Regions from separate parts of the Homo sapiens genome. Here region 2 is linked to region 1. The links are chromatin contacts, found by Hi-C in ENCODE. All regions are on one chromosome and are shown on one strand. The core of a region is the stretch at or near the end of the contact, and the rest is flanking DNA. Distances in the headings are between cores, read along the strand shown. Region 1 holds the start of FAM53C (family with sequence similarity 53 member C). Region 2 holds the start of MZB1 (marginal zone B and B1 cell specific protein).

Region 1 (3,068 bases), core at 234-2,733:
GAACAAAATTCTAGCTTCCGGGGAGCTCTCTTCAGCTGCTTCCCCTATATTCTTACGGGAGAAGCTAAAGCTTATATCACTTCTGCTCTTGGTTTCTTAACTCTGCTGCCCTCAAAGATCAACCAGAGAGGGAACCTAAGTGCAGGATTTTACCCTAGAGACCCCAGGCCTCAGGCTAACCAGCTATGAGGAGCAGGGAATGAAGCAAACTCTCCAGCTTTTCATGAGGCATTTGGACAAACAGCAAACTCCCAGCCACCTCTAGGATCAAGTCAAGACAGTGAATTTGTGTTTTTCTGCATTTTAATTGTTGGGATGTGGCCACACACAGTGGTAATTGGAACAATGCAACTACCACCACGCAACTGATACTCTCAGCCTGAGTTTCCTAAAACAGGCCAGGCTGCGAGGGGGAACAGAACGGAAGCCATAAGGAATCAAACCAGGACACAAAAGAAGGCAAACCAGCTCCGCGAGGGGCCTCCTCTTTCTCAAGCAGGCATTGAAAAAAGTGTAAGAAGCCCTCTCTTGCCGCCTTCCTTCCCCTTCCATTTTGTGTATCTGAAGGGTAGAGACAGCCCTGAATATTCACTAAACAAGTTAAAACTTCTCAGTTTAACAACTGGCACGGGGCTCAGCCCTTCACAGAGCAGCAGGCCGCTAGGCCCTCTCAGCAACCCCACCAGACCTAACTCTCAGTCCAGGCTTTCCCTCCACCAGCAGCCCCCAAAAATAAAGATCAGACCCCCACCCCATCTCCTATTGGATGGCAGTAACCCCTGACACTCCTGTTTCAGGGATGCTGAGGTTGTGCTGTACCAAGACAAGGTAGGATCAGGTCAGGCCAACAGGGAGGAGAGTCACAAACCCTTTGGGGACCTTCCCCTCAGGTCCCAGCCCCACACCTCCTGGGGAGACTGAAGAAAAACATGAGGAAGGCAGGGAGCTGCATGAACAGGTAGGTGGAGATCTGCCTGCTCTTCTTCCATATGGTTCTGGTGGGGAAAGGGGTGACAAGTGGGGAACACCCCTCCCCCCACCCCCATGAAGAAGCAAAAGGCTAGGCCCCTCCAATCTTCAACCTCTCCCTCTGTTGCCCTGCCTGTCCCCGCGGGGTGGGGCATGGGGCGTCCGCTGGTCCCCGGGGCGGGGGGGGGGGTGCGCCAGGGCTCGCTCAGGGGGGCTGTCGTTCGCCTCTTCCCACTAGGTTCCATCATCTGGCCGCGGGAAGCGAACTCAGGACGCAGGGGATGGGGAGGGTCTGGGACTTAGCACTCCGCCACCCCCTCCCCCACCGGGTCCCGTGCTCTCCCCGCAGAGGCGGCCAGCGAGGCCCGGCCGCGCGGGCGGTCGGGCTGGGGGAGGGGAAAGAGGGAAGGAGGGAGGGACGGTTGAGGTGCCCGCCCCGAGGCCCCAGCGCCACCTGCCCTCCACCACCTACCGCGGTTCCTCCAGCTCCCAGGGCCGCGGCCGGAGCAGCTCTGAGCGCTCGGTTCGCCCCACGGTGCCCTTAAAAGGCGCTGGCGCGAACCAACGAGTCCCTGAGGAGAGTAGGGGGACAGCTCCGGCTCGCAGAATCCCCCCAAGCCACCCATGGAGGGCGCAGCTCCGTGTCGTGTCTCTCTCAAAGTGTCTCTCGGACAGCGCTGTTGGGAACGAGCCTGGCGCTTTGATTTAGGGATGGGGGTGGTTTCCTCACTAACGAGTCACCCCCTCCAAAATATCGCAGAAAGTGGACGGCCCCAGTTGGAGGCACATCTTGAAACCCGCGGGGGAGGCCATGTCGGAAGAAGGTAAACAAAGGCATCGCCCCTGCCCTCCCTCCCTCCAACGGCCCAACTGCAGCCTCCCACTCGGTTCGGGCCGCGTCACGCAATTAGCCACAGTGCCCCTCACCTGCTCTGCTGCCCCGCCCTCCACGACCACCTCTTCGAAGGAATCCCCCTTCCCCCAGCAAAGGACCCGTCCGCGGCGTGAAGGCTGCTGGGAAGTGTGGTCCAAGCGCGGATTAGGGCCTGCTCGGAGTCCCAGGAGCCCCTCTTGCAGCTGCCGGATCGGCCTGAACCTTAAAAACCCAGGACTTATAATGGTTGCGGGGACGTTTCCACTTGGTTCTGTAATTTGCCCTCACCCAGAACACTTTGTAAAGCTCAGGATAGCCCAGGGCTGTTCACTCCCTCTCTTCTCTCTCCGCCCCCTCCCCCCCAGCAGGATGAGGTAATGGGATTGTGATTATGACATCATAGGCGGTTCAGTTGCTTGCGTTTGCCTGGGGGGAGGTGCGGGGAGGTGGGGAGAAGTGCGGTGGTTAGACTTTCCTTAAACAGAAAGGGAAGGAGGAAACAGGCAGATGGGGAAAAGATGTTGACGGCGCTATATTTCCACTTCAGGAAGACAAAACCACCTTTTATTAAGTCTCCACCACTACCACCACCTCCCACATGAGCCAAAATTTAAGTCTTTTTTAAAGAGATTGAATGTAGACGTTAGTGTGTGAAGAGGTTGGGTTGATGGTTTCTGGCTCTTATGTAAATTCGAGTCTCAGCTAGCATCACAGATGGTTTAGGGAGACAAGCAAAAAAGTGGATAAAGGAGAGGCTTTAAACAATGCGTTCGTGTTGTGATCTCTTTGTAATACAAAGTTTTCTATTTCTTTTTTTTAATTGATTGGAAAGTAGCAGTAATGCAAGTAATCTTCACTATTACACTTAGCAGCAAGTCCTCTGAAAGACATCTGTTTTCTGTAAATATTTTGTGCCTTACTCAAGACTGGGACAGGTAAATAGCTGTGATCAGCTGGAAAGTAGAGCCAGTGGCGGGGGTCGTCCTCACTGAGCCAGGGAGGGGAGGAGGCAGGAGCCACCAAGTCTACAAACTGAAAAAGAGTAGAGGAAAAATGAGGTACAGTACTAACTGAGAAAATAGGGGTGGAAAGATTTACCTTGCACTGCTTATTTCCCCTTGGCAAAAGGAGCAGAGTTAGGGGCCATGAAGTAGGGGACACATGGTTTCCAATAATTGCTCTTATGTACCAGACACCATGCTACATTTTTTTTTTTTTGTAAAAA
Region 2 (3,068 bases), core at 352-2,851, 1.1 Mb before region 1:
TGAGCTTTGGCCCTGGAGGTTACTGGGGGGAAAGTGGCCAGTACAGCCCAGGCCAGGCTGGCTCCGAGAAAGAGCTAAGGCGGGGGACAGCAGGTGGAGGCAAAGCAAGGAATACAGGGAGGGCCTGGGTTGGGGGTTAGCCTGGAACTTGGGGTGGGAAGATGGGGAGCCTGGCCCTCAGAGCTGAGCTGACTCATTTTTGGGCCAGGGGTGGGGCTTCAGTCCCCCACCCCCTACATCGGGAGTAGGTGAAATGGTCATCAGGAAGCTCTGAGAAGAGGGAGGGTTGGGCTCTTGTCCCACAGGAGCCTCTTGACCCCTCTGTGTGGCCAGAAGGTGGGTTAGGGCCAGCAGTAGAAGCGATACCCCTGGTGGAGTATCCAGAGGGATCTGAAGCTCTTGGCAGGTTCCACTCCCCAGTAACAGATGTGGCAACAATGGCCAGAGAGGGGCTGGCCCTACAGACCAGTCACAGCAAGGGACAGGGCCCAGAGCCTGCACTTCAGTTGCCCTGAGATTCCAGGAGCCTCTGAGGGAGATGAGGGGGGTCTGCATGAGGTGGGAGGTGGTGTGCGTGGGGGTCTGTATATAGTTCTGAACCGGAAATGGCTGGCCCTTGCCAGCCTGGTGTGTGATGTGATGAGTTTGGGAAGGACAGTTTCCATGAGAAGCAGTGGCAGGGATGGGGATGGATGCCTTCGTTGTTCCAGGCCTGTCAGGGGGCCCAGGTCCCTAGCAGTCCCTGCCCTCTGCCCTGGACTGGAAGCTGACTAGGAGAGCTACGAATCAGAACAACTGGCCATTTTCTAGCTGGAGATGCCAGCTCCGATGGCATGGAGGGCCCTGGGGCCACCCCAGGTGTCTTTACCTCATCCTGGTGTGTAATAAATCACTGACCATGGAGCCATCATGGCTGAAATAACTGGTGTGAGGTGCCTGATTTCCTGCCACAGCCTCTCAACACCCTCCACAGTGCCCTTCCACGCCTGGGTATGGCCTGGGTGGAGGGGACCTCAGGGCTAGGGAAGGAGACCATGTGTGTCTTGGAAACACTGTAGCATCCCTGTCTCCCTGAACTTGCCTCCCAGGAGGCTGGCAGCCACACCTCATTCCTTCTGGTGGTTGAGTGGCCAGGGAGCCTTGGGGTCAATCAGGCTTGGGTTTCTCAGCATGGCCCCTCTAGCTATGTGGCCTTGGATTTGTCACCTCTCTCTGAGCCTTTGTGTCGGAAGAGGCAGAATAAACATGACAGTCTCATTTCTCAGAAAGGTCAATGAAACAAAAAAAGATGACGGCAGCCAACCAACTCTTCCCACAAGGCACTCAGCACAGTGCCTGCCACTTGGCCAGATCACAGGATGTGGGCAGTATCGGCCCCTATGTGTTCCTGCCTAGGCCCAGCCCCTCTCCTTGCCTCAGTGCTCCCTATCTGTGAAATGGAGCTGAGATGGCTGGAGCCAGGGTCCAGCTAGAGGACAATGCCCACGTGGCATCTTCGGGGCCCTGGAGGAGGGAGTGGGAGGAGGATGGGAGGGGTGAGGTGTCAGTTCCCCATTGGTCTAGGCCAGGTGTTCTGTGGCGGTCCCCACACCACACAAGCACACACACATCTGCACCTCAACCACAGACTACACTTGCTGAACTGGCTCCTGGGGCCATGAGGCTGTCACTGCCACTGCTGCTGCTGCTGCTGGGAGCCTGGGCCATCCCAGGGGGCCTCGGGGACAGGGCGCCACTCACAGCCACAGCCCCACAACTGGATGATGAGGAGATGTACTCAGCCCACATGCCCGCTCACCTGCGCTGTGATGCCTGCAGAGCTGTGGCTTACCAGGTGAGTCCTTCACCACTGTCACCCTGCCCTGCTCACACCCCTTCTCAAGCCAGACCCCTCCACCCACCTCACATTCCACCACCGGCCTTTGATCCCCAATCCCTACCACTGGGCATCAAGCCACAGATGCAGCCTTTCATATATTCCATGCCTCAGTTTACCCATCTGCCTGCCTAACAGCAGACAATCTGGGAGACCTCCTCAGTATTTTGAGACCCCAGGGAATCACTCACTTGTCCTTAGACTTCTCCCTTTCCAGGCCCATCCTTGAGTCCGGACTCCCTCCCCAACCCTGACGGGGCGGCTTTGGCTATGTGTACATGGTGCAAGTGCACACGTGTGAGCGCCTGCACGTGAGTATGCGTGTGTCTGGCTTCACACACACACCTGCTGAGCATGCCTGCGTGCCAGTGTCTCTGTGAGGTGGGGGCCTGGGAGTACTTGTGTGATTGAATATTGGGCTCCAGTTTTTCTTACCTTGCTCTTGTGGTTTAAAATGGCACGTGCCGGCCGGGCGCGGTGGCTCACGCCTGTAATCCCAGCACTTTGGGAGGCTGAGCGGGGCCGATCGCCTGAACTCAGGAGTTCGAGACCAGCCTGGCCAACATGGTGAAACCCCGTCACTACTGAAAATACAAAATTTTAGCCGGGTGTGGTGGCACATACCTGTAGTCCCAGCTACCTGGGAGGCTGAGGGAGAAGAATCACTTGAACCTGGGAGGTGGAGGCTGCAGTGAGCTGAGATCGTACCACTGCACTCCAGCCTGGGCGACGAACGGCGTGAGACTCTCTCTAAATAAATAAATAAATAAAAATAAAATGACACTTGCCACTGGGCAGGTGTGCCCTGGACGAGGGACCCCAGTGCCCAGGCCTCACCTACCACTTCAGCATTTCTTTCCCATCCCCCATCCCCATCCCAGAGAGCTTTGGGGGCTGGGGGAGGGGCCATGCAACAGCCTCACAGGTGCTTCCTGCTCAAACGGCTCTCTTGCCACTTTATTTTCCCCAGAGACTCTGCTCCTATCCTCCCCACCTCCCCCTAACTGAGCAGCAGTCCTGAGGCCCTGCCTCCCAGTCCCTCCTTGTTCCAGATGTGGCAAAATCTGGCAAAGGCAGAGACCAAACTTCATACCTCAAACTCTGGGGGGCGGCGGGAGCTGAGCGAGTTGGTCTACACGGATGTCCTGGACCGGAGCTGCTCCCGGAACTGGCAGGAGTGAGTTGCCAATCC

Evidence for each region. Hi-C counts contacts between places; a loop is a spot of excess contacts on that map. Pooled maps may share reads with other maps.
Region 2: a loop to region 1 is called in a pooled map, with 8 times the contacts of the local background. The contact joins the promoter of MZB1 here to the promoter of FAM53C in region 1. A Hi-C loop is called at or near these places in 3 of 37 single-sample maps with no recorded cell type and 5 of 50 pooled maps.

The regions. Positions count from the first base shown.
Region 1 is chr5:138,336,681-138,339,748 of GRCh38, reverse strand. FAM53C (family with sequence similarity 53 member C) reads right to left here and starts at 1,483. Exons shown (of 5, transcript NM_016605.3): 1 at 1,442-1,483. LOC100128966 (a long non-coding RNA gene) reads right to left here. Exons shown (of 4, transcript NR_146628.1): 4 at 2,603-2,875. It also overlaps a transcript of CDC25C not described here. RefSeq lists silencers at 1,034-1,123, 1,174-1,523 and enhancers at 1,604-2,083, 2,254-2,333.
Region 2 is chr5:139,388,446-139,391,513 of GRCh38, reverse strand. MZB1 (marginal zone B and B1 cell specific protein) reads left to right here and starts at 1,601. Exons shown (of 4, transcript NM_016459.4): 1 at 1,601-1,834; 2 at 2,929-3,053. The coding sequence starts at 1,658. PROB1 (proline rich basic protein 1) reads left to right here. Exons shown (of 1, transcript NM_001161546.2): 1 at 1-922. RefSeq lists a silencer at 415-464 and enhancers at 1,435-1,844, 1,821-2,368, 2,369-2,916, 2,917-3,068.